Regions from separate parts of the Homo sapiens genome. Here region 1 is linked to region 2. The links are chromatin loops, found by intact Hi-C in ENCODE. Cell type or tissue: body of pancreas. All regions are shown on one strand. Each heading gives the region's core, and the rest is flanking DNA. Links, peaks and the distances in the headings are about the cores only.

Evidence for each region. A loop is a pair of places that touch in the nucleus more often than their neighbours do. Peaks named below come from ENCODE experiments on the same cell type or tissue, not always from the same donor. Only the 100,000 strongest peaks of a DNase experiment are listed, where the experiment ranks them.
Region 1: a loop joins it to region 2, with 2.2 times the contacts of the local background. A loop is called at or near these places in 4 of 110 quality-filtered maps.

The regions. Positions count from the first base shown.
Region 1 is chr6:36,572,731-36,582,589 of GRCh38, reverse strand. No RefSeq gene overlaps it. Among named protein-coding and RNA genes, the nearest start is that of SRSF3, 17 kb to the left of the region's middle. RefSeq lists an enhancer at 5,042-5,985. In body of pancreas, for the core only: a CTCF peak has its summit at 5,838; no DNase peak of the experiment used is centred there; H3K27ac peaks cover 4,223 bases.
Region 2 is chr6:36,449,902-36,459,760 of GRCh38, reverse strand. All of the region lies in intron 1 of KCTD20 (potassium channel tetramerization domain containing 20), which reads right to left. It also overlaps the pseudogene RN7SL502P. Among named protein-coding and RNA genes, the nearest start is that of KCTD20, 12 kb to the right of the region's middle. In body of pancreas, for the core only: no CTCF peak of the experiment used is centred there; no DNase peak of the experiment used is centred there.

The DNA of each region.
Region 1 (9,859 bases), core at 1,036-9,035, 120 kb before region 2:
GCCTCCGAAAGTGCTGGGATTACAGGTGTGAGCCACCACTCCCAGCCTTGAGTAGGTTTTAAGAAGATTCAGAGCTCTTCTTTTTTTTTGAGACAGAGTTTTGCTCTTGTTGCCCAGGCTGGAATGCAATGGCATGATCTCAGCTCACTGCAACCTTCGCCTGTTGGGTTCAAGTGATTCTCCTGCCTCAGCTTCCCAAGTAGCTGGGATTACAGACACCCGCCACCATGCCCAGCTAATTTTTTGTATTTTTAGTAGAGATGGGGTTTCACCATGTTGGCCAGGCTGGTCTTGAACTCCTGACCTCAGGTGATCCACCTGCCTCAGCCTCCCAAAGTGCCAGAATTATAGTCGTGAGCCACTGCACCTAGCAATTCAGAGCTCTTCTTACCATTGCCCCTCAAAGCTTGCAGAACAACGCAGGCATGATCAACTTTCCAAATATACAAGTATTTATATGTGTATATGTATGTCTGTATGTATATACATATAGACACAGAAAAAAGTACGAAAGTTTAACACTTAGCTCTAGATGATAAGACAGTTGAGGAATTTTTTTTTCCTGTTTTCTGCTTGGTTTAATTTTTGTTTTTCTTTTTTCTTTTTTTCCTTTTTGGAGACAGGATCTTGCTCTGTCACCCAGGCTGGAATGCAGTGGCATAATCACGGCTCACTGCAGCCTCGACCTCCTGGGCTCTTGCAATCCTCCCACCTCAGCCTTCAGAGTAGCTGAGACTACAGGCATGCACCACCACACCCAGCTAATTTTTTTACTTTTTGTAAAGACAAGGTCTCACTATATTGCCCAAGGTCGTCTTGAACTCCTGGGCTCAAGCAATCCTCCTGCCTCAGCCTTTCTTTTTATTTTTCTGAGATGGAATCTTGCTTCTTCACCCAGGCTGGAGTGCAGTGGTGCTATCTTCGCTCACCGCAACCTCTGCCTCCTGGATTCAAGCAATTCTCCTGCCTCGGCCTCCCCAGTAGCTGAGATTACAGGCACCACCACCGTGCCCAGCTAATTTTTGTATTTTTAGTAAAGTCAGGGTTTTGCCATGTTGGCCAGGCTGGTCTCGAACTCCTGACCTCAAGTGATCTGCCGCCTTGGCCTCCCAAAGTGCTGGGATTACAGGCTTGAGCCACCAGGCCCAGCCCTGCCTCAGCCTTTCAAAGTGCTGGGATTACAGGCGTGAGCCACCACATCCAGCCTAATTTTCTATAATTACATTTTGGTGCAAAATTAATAAAAGTTCTTTCTACTGAAGTAGAGAGCCAAAACACCTAAAAGAATGGCTTGGCTTTACAACTTTCATTTTAAATTGGTCCACAGTTAGTTTCCAACTGTTGTCAGTTAATTATCTTATTTCTCCCAATCTGGGAATGTCTCACAAACACCGAAATGTGGGAGTTTTCTGGGCACATTTGGGTAATTCTACTTTCCTGACACGCCGCCCCCCTCAACACATTTCTCCACACGCAACCACACCCCACCCACCCGACACACACATGCACACACACTAATTTTCACCCTGTCATTTTTCCTGGAGTGTACCTGACTTATAAAATGTAATTGTAGTACTTGAAACAAATGAAAACTAGGACACAGAGAAGTTAAGTAATTTGTCAAAGGTCTCACAGTTTATAAAGGATGAAGGTAGGGGCCGGGCTCAGTGGCTCACGCCTGTAATCCCAGCACTTTGGGAGGCCGAGTCAGGCGGATCACCTGAGGTCGGGAGTTCGAGACCAGCCTGAGAAACATGGAGAAACCCCGTCTCTACTAAAAATACAAAAGTAGCCGGTCGTGGTGGCACATGCCTGTAATCCCAGCTACTTGGGAGGCTGAGGCAGGAGAATCGCTTGAACTTGGGAGGCGGAGGTTGCGGTGAGCCAAGATTGTGCCACTGCACTCCAGCCTGGGGAACAAGAGCGAAACTCCGTCTCAAAAAAAAAAAAAATGGGTGAAGGTGGGATTCAAATCCCAGGTGAGACTCTGGAGCCTGGTGTCCACTTGAGGAGCAGAAAGCAGCTATGATTGGGCCACATGCAGTGGTTCACACCTGTAATCCTAGCACTTTGGGAGGCCAAGGTGGGTGGATTGCTCGAACTCAGAAGTTTGAGAACAGCCTGGCTAACGTGGCAAAACCTTGTCTCTACCAAAAATAAATAAATATATATATATAGCTGGGCGTGGTGGTGCGTGCCTGTGGTCCCAGCTACTCGGGAGGCTAACGCAGGAGAATTGCTTGAGCCCAGCCATAAGGGAGGCTGCAGTGAGCTGAGATCGCACCACTGCACTCCAGCCTGGGCAACAGAGGGACTTTATCTCAGAAAAAGAAAAAGAGAGAGAAAAAAAGAAAGCAACAATGCTTGGAAATTGCCTGCGTTTGGTGTCTCTGGGGGTGTGTGTTTGCTTTTTCAGCCCCCCCTTTCCTCCAGAGAGCCCTAAGGAACACCATGTTACATGGACAGACGTCCTTCCTCGCATGCTGGGCCCCCTGAGGCAGCACAGTTCCTGAGCTCCAAGACTCTTCCCCGTTTTGATTTCAGCCCCACCCTCCCTTCCCACTCAGTGGTGCCTGGACTTCAATGCCTGCCTCGTGTGTGTTACCTTATTTGGTTCTCAGACCTACAGAGAGGTCTGGCAAAGGATCCAGGCTAGAATAAAAGGATTGCTTGTGCAGCTGGAAGATGAGAAACCTTTGTTTCGGTGACCCTAGCTTGCACTCTGGAACTCACAAATACAGGGAAGTAAGTTTAGCCTCAAAAGCAACAACAAGAAGCAACTGAAGAGGGCAGAGTGGAGATGTCAGGATGTCACAATCTTTAGTGTGTGCTTAATTCTGTGTTTTGAAAGATATTTGTCTGTTTAGCTCCAGTATGGCTTTCTTTTTTTCCTGAGTTTCTAGAGTTTACACACTAATTTAGTTTGTAGCCAAGAAAACTCAGGCCCAGCAAGTGATAGCTGTCATAATTTCGCATAAGCTTGTGTGTAGCATTTACCACTTTTTTTTTCTTTTCTTTTTTTTTTTTTTTTTTTGAGATGGAGTCTCACTCTGTCACCCAGGCTGGAGTGCAGTGGCATAGTCTCAGATCACTGCAACCTCCACTTCCCAGACTCAAGCGATTCTACTGCCTCAGCCTCCCAAGTAGCTGAGTTTACAGGCGCCTGCCACCATGCCTGGCTAATTTTTGTATTTTTAGTAGAGCTGAGGTTTCACCATGTTAGCCAGGCTGGTCTCCAACTCCTGACCTCAAGTGATACACCCACACTGGACTCCCAAAGTGCTGGGATTATAGGTATGAGCCACTGTGCCTGGCCCATTTACTACTTTTTTTTTTTTTTTTTTGTGACAGAGTCTCACTCTGTTACCCCAGGCTGGAGTGCAGTGGTGCAATCTCGGCTCACTGCAACATCTGCCTCCTGAGTTAAAGAGATTCTCCTGCCTCAGCCTCCTGAGTAGCTGGGATTACAGGTGTGCAACACCTGGCCCGGCTAATTTTTTGTATTTTAAGTAGAGACGGAGTCTCACCATGTTGGCCAGGCTGGTCTCAAACTCCTGACCTCAGGTGATCCACCCGCCTCGGCCTCCCAAAGTGCTGGGATTACAGGTGTGAGCCACTACGCCTGGCTCATTTACTACTTTTTAAACCTGGTTCAGAGCATCTCTCTCTCAATCTCCCTCTCTTTCTGGCTGTCTTTCTGTCTCTATCTTTTTTTCTCTCTCTCTCCTCTACACATGCACACACTCATGCATACACACACACACACACACTCATTTAATCCTTGAAACTCAGGTAAATGTTATTATCTCCATTTTATAGAGGAAAACAACTGAGGCACAAGAGATTAAAACACTTGCCAAAGGTCACAGAGCTCAGAATTACCAGAGCCAGATTAGACCCCTGCAGTCAGGCTACCTAACCATAGACCCATACTGCCTCTGGGGCCCAGCAGATGTCTGAGTCCTTATCTTACTGGACTCACAGCATCTCAGCCTGTTAATTCTCCCTCCCAGTTTCCACATTCCCATCTCTCTGGCTCCTCTTCCTTAGTGCCCTCCAGAGTGCTCTTCCTCCTCTGCCTGCTAATGCAGGGGGCCCGCGGGATTCCCTCCCGTGCCCCTTCCCAGCTCCCCGTGTGCTCTCTCCATGAGGGACTTCATCTGCTTTCAGGACCTCTGTTCTCTGCTTTATCTTTGGAGGAGTGGGGGCTCTCCCCGACCCCTGAGCCATATATCCAACACACATGCTTCTTTCTCATGTCCCCAACGTGCTTCAGACCTCCAATTCACTATCTTTCCATTCTGTGTCCCATATCAGAGTGTCACTGCCTCCTGGTCACTCTCGACTGACCATGGGCCTCATGGCCTTCATACCTGGCCCCCGCCTACCTCCAAGGCATCTCGTATTTCCTCTCCAGAAACAAGCTGTGTATCCCTGCATTCAGTCCCCTCTACCTGGAATGCTCTAATCTGGATTTTTCAAACTTTTGATCACAACAGTAGGAAAGACATATGATATCACCAGTACCTAAAAGTCTATGACCCAAGGGTAGACAGAGTTGATGCTGTCTGAATGTTCGCAAACAGTGGTTGGTGACACTGTGTTCAAGTTAGAATACCGTTGCCAGGCCGGGCACGGTGGCTCACACCTGTAATCCCAGCACTCTGGGAGGCCGAGGCGGGTGGATCATGAGGTCAGGAGTTTGAGACCAGCTTGGCCAATGTGGTGAAACCCCGTCTCTACTGAAAATACAAAAAAAAAAAAAGCCGAGTTGGTGGCATGCACCTGTAGTCCCAACTACTTGGGAAGCTGAGGCAGGAGAATCACTTGAACCCAGGAGGAGGAGGTTGCAGTGAGCCGAGATCGCGCCACTGCACTCTAGCCTGGGCAACAGAGGGAGACTCCATCTCAGAAAGAAAGAAAAAAAAAAGAATACCGTTGCCAGGTCACACTAGTTAGAATTCCAGTCTGGTTTGTGTCCACACCCAGGGAAGTTATTCAAAATATTTAACCACAGTTCAGCCTGGATCCTAACTAATCAAAACAGTCATCAGAGGGTGGCAAGAGAAGAGACTGGGTGCCGGGGGTGGGTGGAAGATAAGCACTGGCTTGAGGTCTCAGAGCAGCTGCTGTCTACCAATGAACACACAACTATTTAAATATTTTAATAATTGCTACCTCTGTTCCAGAGCCTTCCCATCACCCTGTCCACCCTTTAGCTTCTTCTTCTTTTTTTTTTTTTTTTTCCCATGGACAGCCTTCTGAGCCAGGGCAGGCTCAGAAACTCCCTCCCACTTAGATTCTGAGTCCCTTGCTGACTCCACCATCTAGTCCCTCTCTCAGATTCCTTGCTTTTCTGCCACTTGCTAATTTTTTTTTTTTTTTTAGAGATGGAGTCTTGCTCTGTCGCCCAAGCTGGAGTGTAGTGGCACGATCTCAGCTCACTGCAAACTCCGCCTCCTGGGTTCTACCAATTCTTCTGCCTCAGCCTCCCGAGTAGCCAGGATTACAGGCGGACTCCACCACACCCGGCTAATTTTTTGTATTTTAGTAGAGACGGGGTTTCACCGTGTTGCCCAGGCTGGTTTTGAATTCCTAAGCTCAGGCAATCCACCCGCCTCGGCCTCCCAAAGTGCTAGGATTACAGGCATCAGCCACCGCGCCCAGCCACTACTTTCTACCTCTATTTTTGCTTGGAAAAGAGCCCAGGAGGTCTAATTAATTCTAATTTCTGAAAGAAAAACAGAAATCAATGAACAGGGCTTTCATGAGAAAGGCCTGTTGGGTAACAGTGTTCAGTTTCTGCCTTATACCAGCAGGTGCTGGAAAGGGGAACACAACAGCCTGTGAGACACAGGACTGTAGAGGCCTTGCCGAGATGAGGGAGTTCACGGCAGGGAGGTGAGACGTTTCTCACTAGCCTCTGACCATGTTACTAGGAAGCAGGTGTCCAGTAACAGGCATGCAGCTACAAATCTTCAAAATACCTTGGCAACTGAGAGCTTTTATTTTATTTATTATTATTATTATTATTATTTGAGACAGAGTCTTGCAGTGTCGCCCAGGCTGGAGCATAGTGGCAGGATCTTGGCTCACTGCAACCTCCGCCTCCTGGGTTCAAGCAATTCTCGTGTCTCAGCCTCCCGAGTAGCTGGGATTACAGGCGTGTACCACTACACCCGGCTAATTTTTGTATTTTTAGTAGAGACGAGGTTTCACCGTGTTGGCCAGGCTAGTCTTGAGCTCCTGATCTCAAGTGATCCTGCCTTGGTCTCCCAAAGGGCTGGGATTACAGATGTGAGCCACCGCACCCAACCGAGAGCTTTTATTTTAGAAGCAAATTCTTATCAGGATTCTTGGTTGTTGGCTGGGATTAAAACCTTGAGAAACTCCTTTTTTATTTTTATTTTTCGAGGAGTCTTGCTCTGTCACCCAGGCTGGAGTGTGGTGGTGCAATCTTGGCTCACTGCAACCTCCGCCTCACCGGTTCAAGCAATTCTCCTGCCTCAGTCTCCCTAGTAGCTGGGATTACAGGTGCGTGCCACTACTCCTGGCTAATTTTCGTATTTTTACTAGAGATGGGGTTTCACCATATTGGCCAGGCTGGTCTCAAACTCCTGACCTCGTGATCTGCCTGTCTTGGCCTCCCAAAGTGCTGGGATTACAGGCGTGAGCCACCATGCCTGGCCGAGCAACTTCTTTAAACTCTTTTGAGTCTCATTGTCATATATTTTGTATGCAAAAGGAGAAAACAAGAATGACCTAAAGCTGGGCTGATGCCTGTAATCTCAACACTTTGGGAGGCCAAGGCAGGTAAATTGCTTGAGCTCAGGAGTTAAGACCAACCTGGGCAATGTGGTGAAATCGCGTCTCTACAAATAAGACAAAAATTAGCTGGGTGTGCTGGTCTCAGTGAGAGGATTGTTTGAGCCCAGGAGGTCAAGGCTACAGTGAGCCAAGATTGTGCCATTGCACTGCAGCCTTTGTGACAGAGCGAGACTCTGTCTTAAAAAAGAATAAAAATAAAAAAATAAAAATTAAGGGCCACACACAGTGGCTCATGCCTGTAATCCCAGCACTTTGGGAGGCCGAGGCGGGTGAATCACTTGAGGCCGGGAGTTCGAGACCATCCTGGCCAACATGGCAAAACCCCATCTCTACTAAAAATACAAAAAATTAGCTGGACATGGTGGGGCACGCCTGTAATCCCAGCTACTTGGGTGGCTGAGGCATGAGAATTGCCTGAACCCAGGAGGTCGAGGTTACAGTGAACCAAGATCACACACCACTGTATTCCAGCCTGGGTAACAGAGCAAGATTGTCTCAAAAAAAAAAAAAAAAAAAGAGAGAGGGAGAAAAAGAATGACCCACCTGAATCAAAAAGGTGTGTGAAGATTAAAACAACTCTTTATTTTGAAAACTGGTAATTAGAAAAGAAAGAATTAGACATTTTACCTTCCTTTACAGTGGGAAATATATTTAGGGTAACTATATCATGTCAGTGGATAAGATAAGGCTCTATTTTATCAAAGAATGCCAGGTAATCAATATAGAAATAATGTTAGAAATATAATATCAGCATTTTGTAAGCTTTTTGCAAGCATTTTGCAAACCTTCAAGCAAGGATTGTCCATAGGTTTTTAAATCATGAGGTGACCTACCTATTAGGTCAAATTAAAATTTGAAAGCCTGACCATACTAAGTGTTGGTGAGGATATGGATGAAATGAAACCCTCAAGCATTGCTGGTATAAATGTAAAATGGTACAGCCACATTGGGAAACAGTTTGGCAATTTCTTAAAAAGTTAAACATACACTTACTTTGTGACCCAGGCATTCTACTTCTTGATATTTGCTCAAGAGAAATTAAAGCATATGTCCACACAAAGACTTGTACATGAATGTTCATAGCAGCTTTACTTGTAATAGCCAAAAAAAAAAAAAAAAAAAAAGGGAATCAACTCAAATATCTTTTAGTAGGTAAATGGATAATATGGCATATTTGGGATGCTACTTAGCAATAAAAGGAATGAACTACTATTATATGCAACAACATTGATTAATCTTAAAATATGCTGAGTGAAAGAAGTCAGACAAAAAAAGTGCATGATTCCATTTACATAAAACTCTAGAAATGCAAACTAATATATAGTGACAGGAAACAGATTAGTGGCTATTTGAGGATGTGGAGTGGGAGGAACAGAAGCAAGGAATTGTTATTATTATTTATTTATTTATTTATTTTTTGAGGTAGAGTTTCACTCTTGTTGCCCAGGCTGGAGTGCAATGGCACAATCTTGGCACACTGCAACCTCCGCCTCCTGGGTTCAAGTGATTCCCCTGCCTCAACCTCCCAAGTAGCTGGGATTACAGGCGCCTGCCACCACACCTGGCTACTTTTTGTATTTTTAGTAGAGACGGGGTTTCACCATCTTGGCCAGACTCAGCTGAAGCAAAGAATTATTAAGGGGCAAGAGAAAACTATTGGGGGAGATGGAATACACACACACACACACACACACACACACACACACAGAGTCATGCATTGCTTAAGGACGGAGGTACATTCTGAGAAATGCATTGTCAGATGATTTCCTCATTGTGGGAACATCATAGAATGCACTTACACAGGCCGGGCGTGGTGGCTTACACCTGTAATTCCACTACTTTGGGAGGCCAAGGCGGGCAGATTATCTGAGATCAGGAGTTTGAGACCAGCCTGGCCAATATGGCGAAACCCCGTCTCTACTAAAAATACAAAAATTAGCCAGGTATGGTGGCGAGTGCCTGTAATTCCAGCTACCCAGGAGGCTGAGGCAGGGGAATCGCTGGAACCTGGGGGACAGAGGCTGCAGTGAGCTGAGATTGTGCCACTGCACTCAGCCTGGGCGACAGAGCAAGACTCTGTCTCAAAAAAAAAAAAAAAAAAAAGAATGTACTTACACAAACCTAGATGGTATAGCCTATCACATACCTAGACTATATGGTATAGCCTATTCCTCCTAGGCTACAAACCTATGCAGCATGTTACTTACTGAATACTACAGGAAATTTTAACACAATGGTATTTGTGTATCTAGACATATTTTAACACAGGAGAGGTACACAAAAACACAGTAAAAAAGATTTTAAAATTGCACACTTCTGTAGGGCATGTGTCAGGAACGGGGCTTGCAGGACTGGAAGTTGCTCTGGGTGAGTCAATGAGTGAGTGTGAAGACCTAGGACACTACTGCAGACTTTATAAACACTGTACACTTAGGCTACACTAGATTTATTTATTTATTTTTCTTTCTTCAGTAATAAGTTAACCTTACCTTACTATAACTTTTTTTTTTTTTTTTTTTACTTTTTATACCTTTTTTTTTTCTTTTTTTAAGAGACAGGGTCTTACTCTGTTGCCCAGGCTGGAAAGCAGTGGCGCAATCATAGCTCACTGCAGCCTCGAACCCTTGGGGTCAAGGGATCCTCCCACCTCAGCTTCCTGAGTAGCTGGGACTACAGCATGTACCAACAGGCCAAGCTAATTTTTTTTTGTTTTGTTTTTGTAGAGATGGGGTCTCCCTGTGTTGCCCAGGCTGGTCTCAAACTCCTAGACTCAAGCCATTCTCCTGCCTCGGTCTCTCAAAGTGCTGGAATTACAGGAATGAGCCATAGCGCCAGGCATGCTACTTTTATAAGTAGGTTTGTTTACACCAGCATCACACAAACACATGAGTAAGGCATTGTGCTACAACATTGCAATGACCATGACATCACTAGGTGATAGGAATTTTTCAACTCCTTTATAACCTCATGGGAGAAACCACCATCTTTTTTTTTTTTTTTTGAGATGGACCTTTGCTCTTTTGCTCAGGCT
Region 2 (9,859 bases), core at 1,328-9,327:
GTCAGAAAACAGTATAAAGGTCATCTAGTTCAAGGACCAGCACCAATTGCTGTCAAAAGTACTGTAGTAACAGAGCTAACATGTAGAAAATTCATGTTTATAAACAATCCACAAATCACTGTCAGAAAACAGTGTAAAGGTCATCTAGTTCAAGGACCAGCACCAATTGCTGTCAAAAGTTTTCATGCAGTCTTGTCAAAAATTAGGCCAATGTAGATAATGTAACCCACACACCATTTTCTGAGTCCTAAGACACTTGACGCTAAGACATCATCAATCTAAAAACTTTTTAAGAAAAAGCAGCACTATTGTATTAAATAGAATTTTCAGATGCATCCTGATTTTAAAAATGTTAAAATATGAAGTGAAAAATTATGGTATATAGTGTAAGGCTTCCTTGGGAAGGGCTATCCTTTGTACCTAAATGATATCTTCTTTTTCTTTTTTTTTGAGACGGAGTCTCGCTCTGTTGCCCAGGCTGGAGTGCAGTGGCATGATCTCAGCTCACTACAACCTCTGCCTCCGAGTTCAAGCGATTCTCCTGCCTCAGCCTCCCGAGTAGCTGGGATTATGGGCACGTGCCACCAGCCCTGGCTAATTTTTGTATTTTTAGTAGAGATGGGGTTTCACCACGTTGGCCAGGCTGGTCTCAAACTCTTGACCTTGATATCAAGTGATCCACCCACCTCGGCCTCCCAAAGTGCTGGGATTACAGGCGTGGGCCACGGTGCCCAGCCATCTTTACTTCTTTTTTAATATTAAAAATGTATTTTTTTTCCTCATTAGTATAGTGGTCAGTATAAAAAAAAGAAAAAACAGACTTGGACTCCCAGGCTCAAGCAATCCTCCCACTTCAGCCTCCCAAGTAGCTGGAACCACAGATACATGCCACCATGCCTGGCTAATTTTTTTTTCCCCTTTTTAAATTATTCTGTAGAGACAGGGTCTCACTATGTTGCCCAGGCCAGTCTCAAGCTCCTGGGATCAAGCCATCCTTCCGCCTTGGTCTCCCAAAGTGTTGGGATTACAGGCATGGCCACCTCACTTGGCCAAAAATGCCTTCTTTAAAAATGTAATAATCCAGACACAGTGGCTCACGCCTGTAATCCCAGCACTTTGGGAGGCCAAGGCAGGAGGATCACTTGAGCCCAGGAGTTCAAGACCAGCCTGGGCAACATAGCCAGACCTTTCTTTCTTTTCTTTTTTTTTTTTTTTTTTTGAGATGGAGTTTTGCTCTTGTTGCCCAGGGTGGAGTGCAGTAGCACGCTCTTGGCTCACTGCAACCTCTGCCTCCCAGGTTCAAGCAATTCTCCTGCCTTAGCCTCCTGAGTAGCTAGGATTACAGACATGCACCACCACGCCCGGCTAATTTTTTTGTATTTTTAGTAGAGACGGGGTTTCTCCATGTTGGTCAGGCTGGTCTCAAACTCTCGACCTCAGGTGATCCGCCCACCTCGGCCTCCCAAAAATGCTGGGATTACAGGCATGAGCCACCGCACCCGGCCTAGACCTTTCTCTACAAAAATAAAAATAAAAAAAAATTAGCTGGCCATGGTGGCTCATGCCTGTGGTCCCAGCTACTCAGGAGGCTGAGATGGGAGGACTGCTTGAGTCCAGAAGGTTGAGACTGCAGTGAGCCATGATCATGCTACTGCCTTCCTGCCTGGGCAACAGAGCAAGACCCTGTCTCAAAAAAGAAGGCTAGATTTTTTTAATGCCCTTACATGACAAAATAAAATGCCAGCAACCTTATGATGGTCTCCCAATCACCCACCGCCACAATTTTACCAATCATGAACCTCAAAATCTGGGATCTCAAACCTTCCACCCAAGACTACAAAACACCTCTACTAGTTCATCCCAGTCTACCTAAAAATATCCAAAAATAATCTATTACACCCACTGTGACTTCCATGCACTAGTTTAATCCTACCCCCGGAAAAACATATCCTTCCATCACTTCCAACCCTTTAAATATTAAAGACAAGTACCATAAATTTCCCTTCTTTGATTAGCATATTAAATCTATAATTCTTGCCACAGTTTTGCATTTAACACTGTTTCCAGACTTCTTGACATTTTTGCAGTGGCAGATCATGACTCACTGTAGTCTCCAACTCCTGGGCTCAAGCAATCCTCCTGCCTCAGCCTCCCAAGTAGCTGGTATTACAGGTATGCACAACCATGCCCAGCTAATTTTTTAATTCTATTTTAAGTAGAGATAGGAGTCTCACTATGTTGCCTAAACTGGTCTCTAACTTGTGGGCTCAAGCAATCATCCCACCTGGGCCTCCCAAAGCATTGGAATTATAGGCGTGAGTCCCCGTACCCGGCCTCAACATTTGATTAGGATACAGACTTAAAAATAGCAAGGCCTTCTTTAATGCTCAGTATTGGTAAAATTACAAGAAACCATTCCAATTCTAAAATCCACAATATGACCGAGGCAAGTAATGTGGGAATCTCTGAAAAGCATCAGATAAGTGATTTAAAGGATTAAATAGTATCTTCATTAATTCAGGAATAGCATACAGCCCACAATGGCTCACATGCAATCCCTGTACTTTAGGAAGCCAAGGTGGGAGGACTGCTTGAGCCCAGGAATTTGAGACCAGCCTTGGCAACACAGTGAGACCCCCATCTCTCCAAAAAATAAAAAATTAGGCCGGGCACGGTGGCTCACACCTGTAATCCGAGCACTTTGGGAGGCCGAGGCAGGTGGATCACTTGAGACCAGGAGTACCAGGCTGGGCCACATGGCAAAACCCCGTCTCCACAAAAAGAAATACAAAAAAATTAGCCAGGCATGGTGGCATATGCCTGTAGTCCCAGCTACTTGAGAGGCCAAGGTTTGCATGAGAGGAGGATTGCATGAGACTAGCCTGGACAACACACCAAGACCGCCATCTCTTTACCATCTCTTTTTTCCAGACGTGGTTTTGCACACCTGTAGTCCCAGCTACTCAGGAGTGGGTTACAGGCTCCACAGGCTCTTTACCATCTCTTTTTTCCAGGCATGGTTGTGCACACTTGTAGTCTCAGCTACTCAGGAGGCTGAGGCAGGAAGGTCATTTGAGCTCAGGAGGTCAAAACTGCAGTGAGCTGTGATAGCACCACTATATGCCACCGTGGATAACAGAGCAAGATCCCAGCTCTTAAAAAAAAAAAAAAAAAAAAAAAAAGCCTGGGCGTGGTGGCTCAGGCCTGTAATCCCAACACTCTGGGAGGCCAAGGTGGGCGGATCATCTAAGGTCAGGAGTTCGAGACCAGCCTGGCCAACATGGTGAAACCCTGTCTCTACTAAAAATACAAAAATTAGCTGGATGTGGTGACGGGCGCCTGTAATCCTGGCTACTTGGGAGTCTGAGGCAGGAGAATCGCTTGAACCCGGGAGGCAGAGGTTGCAGTGAGCCAAGATTGCGCCACTGCACTCCAGCCTGGGTGACAGAACAAGACTCCGTCTCAAAAAAAAGCTAATTTTTTAGCGATGGGGTCTTGCTATGTTGCCCAGGCTGGTCTCAAGCAATCCTCCTGCCTTGGCCTCCCAAAGTGCTGGGATTACAGGTGTGAGCTACTGTACCTGGCCTCAGAACATTTTCTAGAACACTGGGATTTCTACTGCTACCAATGGGCAAGTTTCTACCAGAATAAACCTCCTACTGGAGAGCGCTCAGAAAAGCTGAGTAAAACAGAAAAAAAACATCTGTTTGAAGGCATCAGACAACTAGTGAAGTGGCCAAGACTCAAGAAGTGAATTCCTACAGAGAAGATGTGATGGTCAATTTTATGTATCAACTTGGCTAGGCTACAGTCCCGTTATTCAAACACTAATACAGGTGTTGCTGTCAAGGTATTTGGTAGATACAATTACAGTCTATAGTTACTTACTTTAAGTAAGGAAGATTATCCTAGATAATCTGGGTGGGCCTGATCCAATCAGTTGCTTTAAGGGCAGAACACAAACTTCTCTGAGGAAGAAGAAATTCTGCCTGCAGACTGTAGCTTTTGCTCCTATCCTAGAGGTCCTGCCTGTCCCTCCTGGCTGCAACCTGTCTTACGGGTTTCAGACTTGCCTAGCTAGTCCCCAACATAGTGTGAACCAATTCTTTGCAATAAATAGCCTAATATGTATGTGTGTGAACACACACACACACACACACACACACTACTGGTTCTATTTTCTTTGGTGGAACGCTAATAGAGAAAGCAAATAAGTTAAGCCCAACACTCTGTACCACTTTTCTCCTCCAGATATTTGCCAATTTGGAAGCAGCTACCAAAAGGCTATAAAGCTAAGTAGAAAGCAGCAGCTAAAAAGTTGAGAAGTTTTTTTGTTTGTTCTGTTTTTGTTTTTAGACGGAGTCTTGCTCTGTCGCCCAGGCTGGAGTGCAGTGGCATGATCTTGGCTCACTGCAACCTCTGCCACTCAGGTTAAAGCGATTATCCTGCCTCGGCCTCCTGAGTGGCTGGGACTACAGACACCTGCCACCACACCCAGCTAATTTTTGTATTTTTAGTAGCGGCAGGGTTTCACTGTGTTGGCCAGGCTGGTCTCAAACTCCTGACCTCAGGTGATCCGCCCACCTCAGCCTCCCAAAGTGCTGGGATTACAGGCGTAAGCCACTGTGCCTGGCCCAAAAGTTGAGAAGTTAAGCAGAGCTTTTGTCAGCATCAAGATGCTGGAGAGACAAAAACTGGAATGGGTCTGCAGAGGAGGAAGGATCCTGTGAAATACCCCAGGTTTTCCATTGGGAGCCTAAAAGTAACACTGTAGAATGGGTGGCAAACTTTTCTGGTAAAGAGCCATAAAGTAGGCCGGGCACGGTGGCTCATGCCTGTAATCCTAGCACTTTGGGAGGCCAAGATGGGCGGATCACCTGAGGTCAGGAGTTCAAGACCAGCCTGGCCAACAACATGGTGAAACCCCAATTCTACAGAAATATGAAAATTAGCCAGGCATGACTACAGGCAGGTGGGTGCCTGTAGTCCCAGGTACTTGGGAGACTGAGGCGGGAGAACTGCTTGAACCCGGCGGCGGAGGTTGCAGTGAGCTGAGATTGTGTCACTGCACTCCAGCCTGCGGAACAGAGCAAGACTCCGACTCAAGAAAAAAAAAAAAGGCTGGGCACAGTGGCTCACGCCTGTAATCCCAGCACTTTGGGAGGCCCAGCTGGGTGCATCACCTGAAATCAGGAGTTCGAGACAAGCCTGACCAATATGGTGAAACCCCATCTCTACTAAAATCACAAAAATTAGCCGGGTGTGGTGGCATGCATCTGTAGTCCCAGCTACTCAGGAGGCTGAGGCAGGAGAATTGCTTGAACCCGGGAGGTGGAGGTTGCAGTGAGCTGAGATCACGCCACTGCACTCCAGCCTGGGCGACAGAGCGAGACTCCATCTCAAAAAAAAAAAAGAGCCATAAAGTAAATATTTTAGGTCTTGTGGGCCATACTATTATAGAGCAAAAGCAGTCATAGACAATTTGTAAATGAGTAAGCATGGCTGTGTTCTAATAAAACTTTGTGTACAAAAAAGGCAGCAGGAGGTAGTTTGTCCACTGCTCATATAGAAGGTTTGAATAACATCATTCATAAATTAACCAAATTTGCACCCAATTGCAGAGTAATTCTTTTGCAAGTACACTTGAAAAATTAATCAGAACTGACCACATTCAGGCTACATAGTAAGTCTCAATACATTTCAAAAGATTGAAAGAATAGTTATGTTCTCTGAACACAGTGGAATTAAGTTAAAAATCAATGACAAAAACAAAATATCCTCAAATGTTGGAAAATTAAGCAACACACTTCTGAATAACCTTGGACCAAAAACAGAACACAATGAAATGGAGAAAATATTTTGAACTGAATGAATACAACATATGCGAACTTGTTAAATAAGCCTAACTCCAGGCACAAAGGAAAATTTATAGCTTTAAAACATATATTAGAGGCCGGGCACAGTGGCTCATATCTGTAATCCCAGCACTTTGGGAGGCCAAGGCGGGCGGATCACCTGAGGTCAGGAGTTTGAGACCAGCCTGACCAACATCAAGAAACGTCTCTACTAAAAATACAAAATTGGCAGGTGTGGTGGTGCATGCCTGTAATCCCAGCTACTGGGGAGGCTGAGGCAGGAGAATCGCTTGAACCCAGGAGGCAGAGGTTGCGGTGGGCCAAGATCACACCATTGCACTTCAGCCTGGGCAACAAGAGCAAAACTCCGTCTCAAAAAAAAAAAAAACAAAAAACAAAACATTAGAAAAGAATGAAAAACAATAATCAAAGTATCTTTCTCAAGGCAGGAAAATAATAGCTTATTAATCCTAAAGAATATATAAGGAAAGAAATAAGGGCAGAAATTAATGTAAAAGAAAACACAAGCTCAACTGAGAAAAATCAATAAAGCCAAAAGTTGGCTTTAAGAAAACAAAACAAAATAAAACAAAAGGCTGGGGGTGGTGGCTCACGCCTGTAATCCCAGCAGTTTGGGAGGCCAAGGCGGGTGGATCACTTGAGGTCAGGAGTTCAAGACCAGCCTGGCCAACATGGTGAGACCCTGTCTCTACTAATAATACAAAAAAAATTAGCCAGGCAGTAGTGGCACGCGTCTGTAATCCCAGCTACTTGGGAGGCTGAGGCACTCAAATTGCTTGAGCCTGGGAGGCGGAGGTTGCCGTGAGCCAAGATCGCGCCACTGCACTCCAGCCAGGGCAACAGAGTGAGACCCTGTATCCAAAAAAAAAAAAAAAAAAAAAAAAAGCTAAGAAAACTGATAAGCCCTAAAAACTGATCAAGAAAGAAATAATGGTGGTAATGTCTGCACAACTTTGAATATACTAAACCACTCAACTCTATACTTTATATGAGTGAATTGTATGTTATGTGAATTCTCTCTCAGTGAAGTTGTTTTAAAAAGAAAATAAGGCTGGGCGCGGTGGCTCACGCCTGTAATCCCAGCACTTCGGGAGACTGACGCGGGCGGATCACGAGGTCAGGAGTTCAAGACCAGCCTGGCCAACATAGTGAAACCCCATCTCTACTAAAAATACAAAAATTAGCCAGGTGTCATGGTGTACACCTGTAGTCCCAGCTACTCAGGAGGCTGGGGCAGTAGAATCGCTTCGGGAAGCGGAGGTTGCAGTAAGCCAAGATAGCGACATTGCACTGCAGCTTGGGCAACAGAGTGAGACTTCATCTAAAAAAAAAAAAAAAAAAAAGAAAATGAAGATGCACACTACAATGATCACAGATGAAAAAAGACTATCAGTACACATCCCATGAGACTAAAAAGATGAGCAGTTATTTTGTACAATTTATGCCAGTAAATTAGAATTTGCAGATTAAATGAATATTCTATAATTTATTGAAACTGACTTAGAAAAATTAGAAAATCTGCAAAGTCCTATATCTAGTAAAGAAATTTAATTGATAATTAAAACTTTTCCAGAATCCAATGGCTTGACTAGCAAATTTTCCCACACTTTTAACGAAGAAATTATATCAAACTTTCTCATGAACATAATCACAAAAATCCTAAACAAATTATGAGAAAATCAAATTCAGCCACATAAAAAAGGATAATACATTATGGCAAAGATTGGTTTAACATTCAAAAATCAATTCATATGATTCACCAATTAAAAAAATAGGCCAGGCACATTGACTCACACCTGTAATCCCAGCACTTTGGGAGGCCAAGGTGGGCAGATCACTTGAAGTCAGGAGTTTGAGACCAGCCCGGTCAACATGGCGAAACCCTGTCTCTACTAAAAATACAAAAATTAGCTGGGCATGGTGGTGTGTACCTGTAATTCCAGCTACTCAGGAGGCTGAGGCATGAAAAGCACTTGAACCGGGGAGGAGGAGGTTGCAGTGAGCTGAGACTGCACTACTGCACTGCCTGGGTGACAGAGTGAGACTCTGTCTCTAAATAAATAAATAGAAATCTGTTTGAAAATAACTAAAATAGGGCCAGGTGCAGCAGTTTATGCCTGTAATCCTAACACTTTGGGAGGCCAAGGCAGGAGGATCGCTTGAGCCCAGGAGTTCAAGACAAAACTGGACAACACAGTGAGACCTCGTTTCTACAAAAAATAAAAAAATTAGCTGGGTGTGGTGGCACATACCTGTAGTCCCAACTACTTGGGCAAGGCTGACGTGGGAGGACTGCTTAAGCCCGGAGGTCAAAGCTGCAGTGAGCTGAAATCTTGCCACTACACCTCATCCTGGGTGACAGAGCAAGACCTTATTTCAGAAAAGAAAATAACTGAAATAGTGTGAAATAGTATTGATATATTAGATTTTTAAAAGGCAAGTTGAAACAATAAATGTATCCACAGAAAAAAGATGGAAAAGATTATTCTCCCTTAACTGTAGAATCACGTGACTTTTCTTTTAAAAAGTTATTGTCTTACTGAATATTCTAAAGTCTCTAAAATGAATGTGTTATTATCTTTAAAATAAGGAAAAATGAAAATGTATCTCTAAAAACAGATACCTTCTCAAGAAAACATTGGAATCATTGGAATGGTTTCTTAAAAACTGCTTGTAACTAGGTTCCATGGCACACTATTGTAGCCCCAGCTACTTAGGAGGCTGAGGTGGGAGGATCACTTGAGCCCAGAAGTTCTGGGCTGTAGTGCGCTATGTCAATCAGGTGTCTGCACCAAATTTAGCATCAATGGTGACCTCCCAGGAGCAGGGATCCACCAGGATGCCTAAGGAGGGGAGAACTGACCCAGGCTGGAAACAGGCAAGTCAAAACTCCTGTGCTGATCAGTAGTGGGATCAAGACTGTGAATAGCTACTATGCTTCAGCCTGGGCAACACAGCAAGACTTCTAACTCTTAAAAAGTAAAATAAGATAAAATAAATTTTTAAAACTGCTTGAAACAGTTTAAGAGAAAATTTTTAAAGTTTAATCAGAAAACAATATATTATCACATAAAATAGTTTGACATTCTTCCATCTAGATTAAAGAAGAAATGAGCTTAATAGATGAATTAGGAATTTAAGTTAATGTATGGAATAGTTTTTCAAGCACATTATTCAGTAGGCTAACAGGATAATCTTAAATATAACATAACACAATGATTTATACAGAGGCATAATATGCTTCTCAGGGTATACAAAAGTAAGCATGGTTCTGAAGAACAGGTAAAGCCAGTCACGTGAAAAAGAATGCTGCCTGGGCCTCATGGCGTAGGACATAGTGATGAAGGAAACGAGCATTCAGATTACCCAACACATAACCTTTCTTTTTTTTTTTTTTGAGACAGAGTCTCACTCTGTCACCCAGGCTGGAGTGCAGTGGCACAATCTCAGCTCACTGCAACCTCTGCCTCCCAGGTTCAAGCGATTCTCCTACCTCAGCCTCCCGAGTAGTTGGGATTACAAGCACGTGCCATCGTGCCCAGCTAATTTTTGTATTTTTAGTAGAGACAGGGTTTCGTCATGTTGGCCACGCTGGTCTCAAACTCCTGACCTCAGATGATCCACCTGCCTCCACCTCCCAAAGTGTTGGGATTACACGCAGGAGCCATTGCACCCGGCCCCAATACATAACTTCTTTTTTTTTTTTTTTTTTTTTTTTTTTAGGACGGAGTCTCACTCTGTTGCCCAGGCTGGAGTGCAGTGGCGCAATCTCGGCTCACTGCAAGCTCCGCCTCCTGGGTTCACGCCATTCTCCTGCCTCAGCCTCCCAAGTAGCTGGGACTACAGGCGCCTGCAACCACGCCCAGCTAATTTTTTATATTTTTAGTACAGACGGAGTTTCACCATGTTAGCCATGATGGTCTCGATCTCCTGACCTTGTGATCCGCCCGCCTCAGCCTCCCAAAGTGCTGGGATTACAGGCG